2 separate regions of the Homo sapiens genome follow, and region 1 is linked to region 2. The links are chromatin contacts, found by POLR2A ChIA-PET in ENCODE. All regions are on one chromosome and are shown on one strand. The core of a region is the stretch at or near the end of the contact, and the rest is flanking DNA. Distances in the headings are between cores, read along the strand shown. Region 1 overlaps VTI1A (vesicle transport through interaction with t-SNAREs 1A). Region 2 overlaps ACSL5 (acyl-CoA synthetase long chain family member 5).

The links. ChIA-PET counts read pairs that join two places held with the same protein, here RNA polymerase II (POLR2A).
Region 1: POLR2A ChIA-PET joins it to region 2 with 11 read pairs in activated T-cell. The contact joins two enhancer-like sites. POLR2A ChIA-PET finds 5 or more read pairs at or near these places in 2 of 52 experiments (Caco-2 and activated T-cell).

The regions. Positions count from the first base shown.
Region 1 is chr10:112,661,940-112,667,507 of GRCh38, forward strand. The region is part of intron 5 of VTI1A (vesicle transport through interaction with t-SNAREs 1A); the gene reads left to right. Among named protein-coding and RNA genes, the nearest start is that of MIR4295, 31 kb to the left of the region's middle. Within about 2 kb of position 1,757, at least 3 of the 41 ENCODE cell types and tissues checked have a DNase peak (open chromatin) inside an H3K27ac peak, as active enhancers do.
Region 2 is chr10:112,376,579-112,382,686 of GRCh38, forward strand. All of the region lies in intron 1 of ACSL5 (acyl-CoA synthetase long chain family member 5), which reads left to right. Among named protein-coding and RNA genes, the nearest start is that of ACSL5, 5.5 kb to the left of the region's middle. RefSeq lists an enhancer at 1-271. Within about 2 kb of position 3,598, at least 3 of the 41 ENCODE cell types and tissues checked have a DNase peak (open chromatin) inside an H3K27ac peak, as active enhancers do.

The sequences.
Region 1 (5,568 bases), core at 507-3,006, 280 kb after region 2:
TTTTGCATTTTTAGTAGATACAGTGTTTCGCCATGTTGACCAGGCTGGTCTTGAACTCCTGACCTCAGGTGATCCACCTGCCTTGGCCTCCCAAACTGCTGGGATTACAGGCATGAGCCACTGCACCCAGCCAAGATTTTAAATTTATCTTTAGTTTTCAGAAATTGGACTGTGACATGACTAGGTGTGGTTTTTATTTATTTCTCTTGCTCAGAGGTTGTTAAACTTCTTTGATCTGTGGATCGGCTTTTTACAAAAATACAGATTGGAAAAGTTTGACTGTTAGTTCTTCAGATATTTATTCATACCGTTTTTTTGTCTCTAATAATCTCTTTTTCTGGGAGTCTAATAACATGTATGTAAGACCACTTGTTATAACCTCACAAGTTATTGATGCTATGTTCATTTTTTTAACTTTTTTTCCTCCTTCAGTTTGGATAATTTCTATTAACTATGTTCATGTTCAGTGATCCTTTATTCTATAGCGAAGGATATTCTATGTGGTATACCTAGTGAATTAATTTCAAATGTTATATTTTTATTCTACAATTTTATTTGGTTTCTTTTTAGAATTTCCATTTGTTTCTTGATAAACTCGTATTTTCACCGATTATGTTTACCTTTTCCTATAAATTCTTTAACACAATTATAATAGTTCTAAAATCTTTATGTGCTAACTGTAGTGACTAGGATCTATTGGGATACTCATATAGACTGTATTGTCTCTTGATTATTCTTTTTTCCTGTTTTTTTGCATGTCACAATTTTATAGTATTCCACACACTGTATAAAAAAGAACAAGGGAATCTGAAATATAACATCCTGGGTTTGTTTTTTTCCGAAAACATTTGACACTGTCTTGTATTTAGATAATAGAAGGAGCCGATTCTCCCAAAAGTTGAGTTGGTGCTGAGCTGAAGCTGTAATAAGATTGGATTCATCCGTGATTAGTGCACTCCCAACCTGTGTTTATGCTTCTTCTTACAAACAAACAAACAAACAAACAAACAAAACATATTGTCAATGTTTGAGCTGGAGTTGGTTGATCTGCAGTTGCAGATATTTTTGGGTTCACCTTTAGACTCAACTCTGACGGCGTCTTAAAATATAAGCACACAAGAATGTGTGGGAATATGTGATTTCTCTTTACTGACGAGCTCCTTCTTTATTCCCTCTTATTTGGCAAATTTGAAGATTTGGGGAGAAATATCAGACCAAGCAATTTGTTTTTGTGTTTAGAGTTCATCTAGATTCCGTTCTGTTTTGTAAGCCTACATCATCATTTAATGTTTGACTGATTTCTCTCATCCCTATAAATCCTATCTATGGCAGGCTCATTCTCAGAGCAGGTACTTGCCCTATATCGAAGTTGGTATCAAAGTTGCCACAACTGTTTGCTCCTACACAAAGTACTTGTTTCTCTCTAGAATTCATCAGAGCTTCTTTGCATCTACTTACTTCCTCCAGAAAAGTTTAGTAATTATTTTGTCTGGGTTTTTCTTGTTTCCATGGGAATGGTAATTTGCATCTTTCTGTGGCATCTTTCTACATCGTAACTGGAAGCAGAAGTTCCTCACATGTCTTAGGTTGTCAAATAATGAAAGATGTTGAAAGAACTCTCTTTTCCATTGTGATATTTTTCCAGATATCAGAAATTCAAAAGGCTCTTCATGCCTGAGTAACATCAATACAGAGGATAACCTAGCTATTCAGGGCATGATAGCTGAGTCAGTGCCCAGGAAGCTATGCTAAATGCCAAAGAGTGACTGACCCAACCACTCCATGATCAGATCCCTCCTGAGAAAGCTGTGTGTCAATCCCTCTGCTTCCTGAAGCAGCACGTTTTCTACCTTCATTAGACTCCGTGGCCAGAAGTTCCCAAGTCATGTCCAAAATTCAGTGCTCCAAATTGTTAGGAAATATTACTTCAAGGTTTTTCATCTGGTTGGTGTTCTGCAATACATATATGAAAACACACGCTTCAGCATAGCTCTTTTGCAGAACTCCTGCACTTCACAAAAGTCCTTATATGCAAACAATAGTTGTGTAACTGTGAATGTCTTTTATCTGCTACTAAAATTGTTGGTGAAGTTTTCAAGTACCAGAAGATAACCTTACCTTCTCTTAGTTCTTTAAAGACCCAACTTGCTGTTTTCACTTTTTAAAATAATTCGCTGGATACCACATTCTTAACAAAGTTTATGAAAAGAAAAATAAATATAGGTGTGCTGAGGAATAATCACTGTCTTCTGGAGAGTGTCCTGCATATTCCAAATGACTAATTTTTAAAAATGTTTTGAATGTATCAAATGGGACATTTCCTGGTGAATTAGATTTGAGGCTCGTTCCCTTTCAGCCAGTTTATAACATGATGTGAGCTTCAGTCAGTCCTAACTTCTTATAGAGAATATTTTGATCTGCTCACCTCCGAAATACAGGTCTTATAAATTTTTTTTAAAAAAAAGAGTTCATGTTAGTCCTATGTTAGACTTATACTGTTGTTCAGATGGTATTATTATTTTATGAGTGGAGAGACATGATGCTTTCAGTGATATAAGCTCTTCAAACTAAATCTTATTTTCATGATGTCAGGCCAGTCCTTTAGGAAGTATCTTGCTAGATTTGAAGTTACCTGATTCTTTCTCAATTTCTTTATGAGGCAGGAAAGTATTCAATGGCTATTGTGTATATCTTCCAAAAGATTGAAAAGTAAAGGAAATGTTAGCCAAAAACCCTTTTGCACGTGTGTTTCTCTATAAAAAGGGGCTATGGATCAAGGATATGATTGATTCTGGGTAACTGTAAAAATGAAAATTCATTTTATGTGTTTGAGAGCTCTACTCCCAGGATGATTCCCAGGACCACTGTGGAAAGGAGAGAAGTAGAGGAAGGAGCTCTTCCTTCCAGGAATTCGTTTATCATGCTCATACTGACATAGAGAATTCCAGCATACACCATCAGTTTTCATTGCCTTGTTATGCTTCCCATTGTTTCTTAATCTCAAGAAGACCCTCGCAGTCAACAAGTATAATATTTATAAAATTTATGATTTCTCAAATTATTTCAAGAGCAGCAGTATGGCTGTTCCATTCTTAAGGCCCTATGGAAGTTAAAGAACTGAAAATTTAAATATCACATCTGCCATTGGCTTAGGCCTCTGAGCTTGTGTTCTTTCTATTATGGTGTTTTTGGTGAATGCTTACATCTTCAGTTAAATTATTCAAGAAAAATAAACCTAACGATGTTTCTAATTATTTAATGAAATAATCGCTAAACCCAAGATAGTCTATATTTAAAAAATCCCCTCTAATTTGTTGTCTTGTTTTGTTTTGGTTCAACTAGAAGAGTGGGCCCCACAGTGGGGGAAAAAAAAAAAAAGCCCACATAAGTTTATTCACATGAATTTTTTTTCATTCCGTAATAGTAATCATTGTGATATATTTGGCCTGAAATTTTCTATATTAGAGCATTAAAATGGAAGATAGCAAGTTAGAAATGAAAAAAGAATTGTGTTTCCAACAGTGCATGACATTTGGGTGTTACGACCGGGATGCATACGCTCTTGCCAATATCTCTTCTCTTGCTAGATGGAGTTAGTACTTGGGATGCTGAGCTATGTCTAGGGAGGCAAGGAGATTGTGGGAGTGGTTTATAACTCCTGAAAAGACCCAAATCTTTACTTCCTGTTTGTTGATTCCTTCAGTAGCAGACTGTAGGTCCACTCAGAGTAGAGTTTTCCCCTCGGCGAACCTGATAGAAGGATGAATCTATTACCTGCTTTCTGATGTTGACTTCTCCAATGCTACACTGGATGGGCTTTAAGAGCAAGAATAGGTCGCAAACTTTATGCATACTTTATTTAATTCTTTTATTTCTTCATTCTTTCCACAGATACTTACAGGGGATATGATACTGGCCACAGACACAATAGTAATAACGTATTTCCTCTTCATTTTAGATTACATGTTATAATACCATCAATCTGAACAGGAGAAAATCTGATATAAATAGTATTTTGCTGAAATAATTGCAGTGTTCATGGTGCTCATATATATTAAAAGTTTTAAGTGAAAAAATGAATTATAATTGCTATATTATGTTGATAAAAGAAATCCAATGGAATAGTAATAACAGTATGACAAATTTGAATATTGTTGTGCAAGAAAAGAAAAAAATTCAACTTCAGTTGTTTCCTCCTTCTCCATTATTGATATCATCTTCCACTGCTGTGATGCTTCCACTAGGAGCCACATATCTTACCCAATTTTACCTTAAGGATAAATTGTATGGGGTTAATAATAAAGAGCTGGAATAAGTCTAAGAGGAGCTACTATACTGGGAAAGAATGTTAAGAATTTGTATGCTGTCAAAAATATATTTATGATAGTGTATGTAACTGTTTTCTATGAGTTGGATTTTCTGCCATGAAAGGAATATGCAGTGCTTTTTCTGATGTGCTTTGAAACACAAATTCTTCTGTTAACACTTGTCTGTAACTCTTCTGTAACACTTCTTTAACTGCTTGTTCCTCAGTGCTGGCATGGAAGCTCCATGAGTGCAAACACTTGATGTTGATTCCTGGCCATATCCCTGGCACCTGTACCTGGCACACAGTGGGGATTCAATGATTCTTTGTTGAATGCTCTGAATCTTACATACTGTATCATGACATGCCTTTATATGGTACCCTATAGCTTCCACAACATTTTTACTTAGGCTACCTCATTGGATCATAACATCAACTTGGTGAGAAAGGCAGGACAGATATTTTATCCTGTGAATAAGATTTTAGCTCAAATGGGCTACAACAAGACTAAGATAGGAGAGTGGCAAAATCATAGTAGTCCAGTGATGTTCTTATATCAATCAATTATCATTCAATAAATGCTTATTATTGTTGTAGGCTAGTCACTGTGCTAAATATTGTAACTGAATTACCTTATTGAACTCTTACAACAATCTCATGATATAGTACTATTATTATTATTGTACCCATTTATGGATAAACTGAGGCACAGTGAAGTTAGCCACACAGCTAGTAAGGGCCAGCACTGGGATTTTGGGTCAGGCAGTGTGAGTTCACAGCCAAAGCTCTCAATGTGGCCTAACTACTGCTCTATATTTTTAGGGTGTCCTTTAAAAAAAAAAGTCTAGCAGTGTGCATATATGAGCCAAATAACTACCATGGTGACTTCTTACTAACATCATTAAATTACTTGTTATTATTATAATAGATGCTTGTTTGAATGCTTATATGTTTATAAGCCAGAGATGATTGTTGTTATAGGTATGAGTAAAGAGACAATGCAAGAGGGAAAAGGAGAGAGAGATGTAGAACAAGGTAGTCAGATATTGCCAAGATTATAAGAGAGGCATCCTTCTAGTATGGAGTAAGGCACCTCCCAGGTAATGGGGAATGAGTCTGAAAACGATTTATTCAAGGCAGCTGGTTATTTATGATGTCAAGCCATACCTACTGTCTTCTAAAAGGGTCTACGGCTGGAGAAGAGACTGCCTAGTGTCAACCAAATAAGATGATCATGGCAAGAGAAAACCTCATTAGAACTC
Region 2 (6,108 bases), core at 2,348-4,847:
GCACATCATGCTGTCTCCCTCCTGGTCTCGGTCATGCCTTCAGACCCTGTGTCAGGAGGAGCAACGGGAAGGAAGGATGTGGGGCATGCATGGGGCTCACTTTCCTTCTCTCGACTCTCTTGGGGAAGGTGAACCAAAACAGAGACCTCTTTTTGTGGGTCTGAGCATCCAGCATAGCTCCCCTGAGGTGGGCTGGGGGTTTGCCCTCAATTTTATGTTGGGTAAGACTGATGAATGAGACCAATGGGGTGGGAGAGACAGATGAATGGAGCTGAGTGTATTTTAGGAAGTAAGGCCACAGGTTAAGTCTCAGGTGCTGCTTAATTCCTAAGTACTTCCTTCCCAATGCCCACTCCCTGAGGGTCCTAAGGTGAATCTCAAAGACCCTCAGGGAGTAAGCACTGGAAAGGGACTCTACCACTGGAGACCCTCAGGGAATAAGCACTGGAAAGGGACTCTACCACCGGAGACCCTCAGGGAATAAGCACTGGAAAGGGACTCTACCACCGGAGACCCTCAGGGAATAAGCACTGGAAAGGGACTCTACCACCGGGGCTTGGTACCTTCTGAGATATCAGCCTTTTTTTGGTGGTCTGAAAGGTAGAATTGAATCTATAGCTCCAATGTGTAGGTGATTAGTATTCTATATCAGAGGCAGAGTCTTAAAAAATAAAGTTAAGGCCGGGCGCAGTGACTCACACCTGTAATCCCAGAACTCTGGGAGTCTGAGGTGGGTGGATCACCTGAAGTCAGGAGTTAGAAACCAGCCTGGCCAACATGGCGAAACCCCATCTCTACTGAAAATACAAAAATTAGCTTGGCGTGGTGGCGTACGCCTGTAATCCCAGCAACTCAGGAGGCAGGACAATTGCTTGAACCTAGGAGGCGGAGGTTGCAGTGAGCCGAGATGGCACCACTGCACTCCAGTTTGGATGACAGAGCAAGACTCTGGCTCAAAAACAACACACAAACAAACAAATAAAAAAACATTGAAAACTGACTTAGTTTTCTTTTAAAAAAGGAGTAATTGGTTTTGTTTATTTCTCCCTTCATATTCTGATATGGAGTCACTCTGTGGTAGTCCCCTCCGATTGATCAGTATTCAAGGTTAAACACAGAACATGTCTTGAAAGAGGCATGGTGTAAAATTTTATAGCCATCTTTTGTGTATTTGGCATAATAAAAGGAACAAAAACCTAAATAAAACAAGAAGTGTAAGTGCAAATGCTTATAGGACAGGCAAGTAATATAGAGAAGTAAAGTAGATGGTGTGTAATAAGATGCTAATGGTGGAAACTTTAGCAAAATTCAGAGCAGGCATACCCCAGATAAATGCATTCAAATTTAATTATTAAAAAAGAGAAAACACTTTTTAATCCAGACCAAACAGAATATTTCAGCCTAGCCTGACCTAAAATAGTCTCTCCCAGGCTATATTGTAATTTTTTGAGGGCAAAGACACCAACAACAACATCAGCGTGTCATTGCATACCTAACCATCCACCTATAGTGAGACCACAGATACTACATGGAGGCTGGAGATGGAGGAAGGAGAGAGAAATGAATGGAGAGAGGGAAGATGAAGCCAGGGAAGTACCAGTACACAGTAGGTACTCTTATATTTAATCAAGACAATCTTCTTCTTCTTGTTTTTTTTTTTTTTTTTTTTTTTTTTTTTTTGGAGGAGCCTCACTCTGTCACCTAGACTCCCAGGCTTGAGTGCAGTGGCAACATCTTGGCTCACTGCAACCTCTGCCTCCCCAGTTCAAGCAATTCTCCTGCCTCAGCCTCCTGAGTAGCTGGGATTACAGGCATGCACCACCATGCCCAAATAATTTTTGTACTTTTAGTAGAGACAGGGTTTCACCATATTGGCCAGGCTGGTCTCAAACTCCTGACCTCAAGTTATCTGCCTGCCTAGGCCTCCCAAAGTGCTGGGATTACAGGTGTGAGCCACTGCACCTGGCCTATAGGATTTGCCAGCTTCTTAGAAACCAGGAATACAGTGTCTGCTCCTGTCTGTCTCTCATATGCCTCCTCAGCAGATGAGCAGACCCTCAGCTGGAGTGCAGTCAGAGGTGACTCTTGTGCCTGGCAGCATCAAGCAAGGGTGACGTAACCCCAGCAGCCATGAGTCCAGCCATCACTGCTTATCACATTCTGCTGGAAATGCATCTGGGTCTATTTCTCCCCTCTATGTCTGTACATCCTGAGGTCGGAAAGGGACTCTCTCACCAACTTGTCCTCCCTGGCGCAGGGCCTGACACTTCCTAGGTTCTCAACTCATTGTTTGAATAAATACATGAGATCTGGAGTTTGGAAGGTCAGACAGCCCGTGCAATGCTGTGGTCAGGCCACACTATTAGCCTTCTTTGGGGAAGCTGGTGGATCTCCCAGTCTTCATGGGCCATTCTATTCTAAGAGTTGTGAGGTTGCGAGTGGCTCAAGTTGAGGATTTGAGGTCTGGGGTAAAGCTAGGTCAGAGACAGGCCATGGTTCCCTACAACTAGAAGTGCTCTGTTTAAATAGAAATGAGGGCTTGTTGGCCGGGCGCAGTGGCTCATGCCAGTAATCCCAACACTTTGGGAGGCCGAGGCAGGCAGATCACTTGAAATCAGGAGTTTGAGACCAGCCTGGCCAACATGGTGAAACCCCATCTCTGCTAAAAATACAAAAGCTAGCTGGGCGTGGTGGCAGCTGCCTGTAATCCCAGCTACTCGGGAGGCTGAGGCAGGAGAATCGCTTGAACCCAGGAGGCGGAGGTTGCAGTGAGCTGAGATCTCGCCACTGCACTCCAGCCTGGGTGACAAGAGTGAAACTCCATCTCAAAAAAAAGAAAAAAAAAAAAAAGAGATGAGGGCTTGTTAAAACCTTTGCACAGAAGTGGAGGGGCAGTAATCGTTCAAGACCGTGGTCATCTCTTTTCTTTTGGGACATCTCGTAATAGAACATCTGATATTGGCAAGGATGTGAAAACTGAGGAAAAGGGAAGGAAAGGGGAGCTAGATTTGATTGAGGACTTCCCATGTGCCTGACAGCATACCAACTGTTCTACACACAGCATCTCCTTTAAGTAGCGATTTTCACCTGCTCCTTCTGTGTACAGTGGCGGGGAACTGATGCTCAGTGACTCTAAGTAACTGTCCCCAGGGCTACACATGTAGTAAGTGAGGAGCTGTTGCTCTGGTACCTGGAAGGGCACGACCTTGAAAGTTTGCCCCTGGCAATGACACCGTTGACAAGAAAGCTTGTTGCCTGCACTTTGAAACTGTTGACCCTTGACCACTGGTTGGGACAGGCAGTGCAAGGGCTGATTCTGCAGAAAACTAAGGCAAGAAGTCTGCTTTCCCAACCTCTTGCCTCACCCTGGCACAGGTGACAGGGTCCTAGCACTTTGTCCGGCCTATCTTTTTACAGACCCCCTTATCAGATCCAGTGGACTTCTGACACTGCTTCTTCTTACCCCAGTTCTGTCATAATATACTTGGTCAGCAGCAGGCCTGGGATGCCCTTTGGGGGTGTTACTGACACAAGTTGTCCCGGGGTCGGGATTTGGACTGTGACTCACTTGAAGCCCAGTGGTGGATCAAGGTTGACTCTATCGACCTGAGCTCCTGTGGGATTTGTCACTTCTGGGGTCACATCCTGTGGGTGACTCAACTATCCTATGCTATCTTAATGGACTGACTTAAGAGGCTCTTGGTATTTGACTTAACATGAGATCTCCTGATAAATGCTACTCAGCTCAACTGGCCAATGTCTGGCCCCACCCAGGCTCTCTGGAGTATGTGAAGGCAATGGCTCCAGAGGTGCAGTGTCTACACTGGGCCCCACACACCATCTCATTCATCCTTGGAGACTTTTTCTTCCCCCTGCCACCCCCCGCCCCCCAACCTTTTAACTAAAGATGGACCCTCCACCTCCAGCAGAAATACCTCTTCACCATTTCCCTCCCCTAAATGTCCCACTTGTCCCACTTTAGTGCCTCTAGCACATCTGGCCATTCCCCTTCTCCACTTCCATTTGGCTCCATCCAACCTAATGAGATGATTGGTCTCTCCGTGAAGAAAGTAGATAGAGAGACACAGACAACAGTTGAGAAAGATGGTTTGGTGGCAGGCCCACTGGTTGGAATCATAGTTGAGATCTTACTAGACATCAGCTTGATTGGTAGAATTGTCATCCTTTTTTGTTTTGTTTCTTAAGACAGGGTCACACTCTTGTCACTCTGCACATCCAGGCTCCCAGGCTGGAGTGCAGTGGCGGGATCATGGATCACTACAACCTCAACCTCCCAGGCTCAACAATCCTCCTACCTCATTCTCCTGAGTACCTGGGACTACAGGCATGCCCAACTAAATTTTTTATTTTTGTAAAGATGGGGTCCCACTATGTTGCTCAGGCTGGTCTCAAACTCCTGGCCTCAAACGATCCTCCAGCCTCAGCCTCCCAAAGTGCAGAGATTACAGGGATGGGCCATCATGTCTGGCCAGATCATCATCCTTGCCCCTGGAAAGAGACAATTGGCAATAAAGCCAGGGGGTCAAGGATCACACATCTTTGAGGTTCTAGTGTTCCATACAGCCGTCTTAATGTGCTCCAGTCTGCACTGACCTCTTCCTCCTTCAAAACCATGAGCTCACTGCACACACTGAAGCATTCTGTAAGAGTTTCTAGGACTAGATAGACCCATAAGTACCCAGATGGCAGGAACTATATCGGCCAAGTGTTCATCCCTCAGCACATGGCACAGTGCTGAACACACAGGTCCACAGTTTTTGTTTACTTTACTGAAAATAAACGTATAGGCTGGGTACAGTGGCTCACACTTGTAATCCCAGCACTTTGGGAGGCCAAGGCAGGTAGATCACTTGAAGTCAGAGTTCGAGACCAGCCTGGCCAACATGGTGAAACCCCCTCTACTAAAAATACAAAAATTAGCCGGATGTGATGATGCATGCTTGTTGTAATCCCAGCTACTCGGGAGGCTGAGGCAGGAGAATCGCTTGAGCCCTGGAGGCGGAGGTTGCAGTGAGCCAAGATCGTACCACTGCACTCCAGCCTGGGTGACAGAGTGAGACTGTCTCAAAAAAAAAAAAAAAAAAAGAGGCCGGGTGCGGTGGCTCACACCTGTAATCCCAGCACTTTGGGAGGTCGAGGTGGGTGGATCACGAGGTCAGGAGTTTGAGACCAGACTGGCCAATATGGTGAAACCTAGTCTCTACCAAAAATACAAAAATTAGCTGGGCGTGGTGGCACGTGCCTGTAGTCCCAGCTACTCAGGAGGCTGAGACAAAAGAATCGCTTGACTCCGTCTCAAAAAAAATAAAAAGTAAATGTGTAAATAAGTTAAAAGTGCAGAGAGTAAATGTATCCCTTGCCACACAGACACTTCTCCAGCCCACCAGGTGCTGCCAAAGCTGAGGTGCATCCCATAGAGCACTGGTCTCAAAAGCATCATGGCTGCCTGGGGAATTGGCTTTATCTTCTACTGGACCAGAAGTTCTGAGCATGCTTTCCTGTGCTAAACACACTGCCTGGCACACAGTAGGTGCTTGAATACCCAAATGGATACATTATGAGGGAACCCGCCCTCACTTAGGTCGGACTGCTTAGCGTTGCCCTTCTCATGGCATGAAGCCCCTGGCTGTGGCATTCCTGAGGAAGACTCCGCCGACCCTGTCCTGCTGTGTGCATAGAAGCATGTTCTGTTCCTTGTGGGATTGAACACTGCAAACTTTCCTTCAGCAGACTCTCCTCGCTAGTTGCCTTTCTCTCAAATTGTGCCAATGGTGAGTAAAAGGTGAAGGTGGCTTGGTAACAGCAGCTTCCCACTGTGTCTCAGGTGCCATGCTAGGTGCAGTGGAATCCACAGGTGAGGATGGTCACTATGTGCATGAGTGCTCACAGCACTGGGAGGCCTATTGACACACAGATCCATGAGTCCCAGGAAGCCTCACTGGGACCCAAACCCGAGGAAAGGGCTTATTCTGCTCCACCTCTTCTATCTCTTCTGAGCTCTGGCTCCTGTAGCTTTTCCTGTGCAATTCAGCAGCAAAGATTTTACCAGTGGAGCTGCATCGAACGCCCTAATGATTTATTTATGGT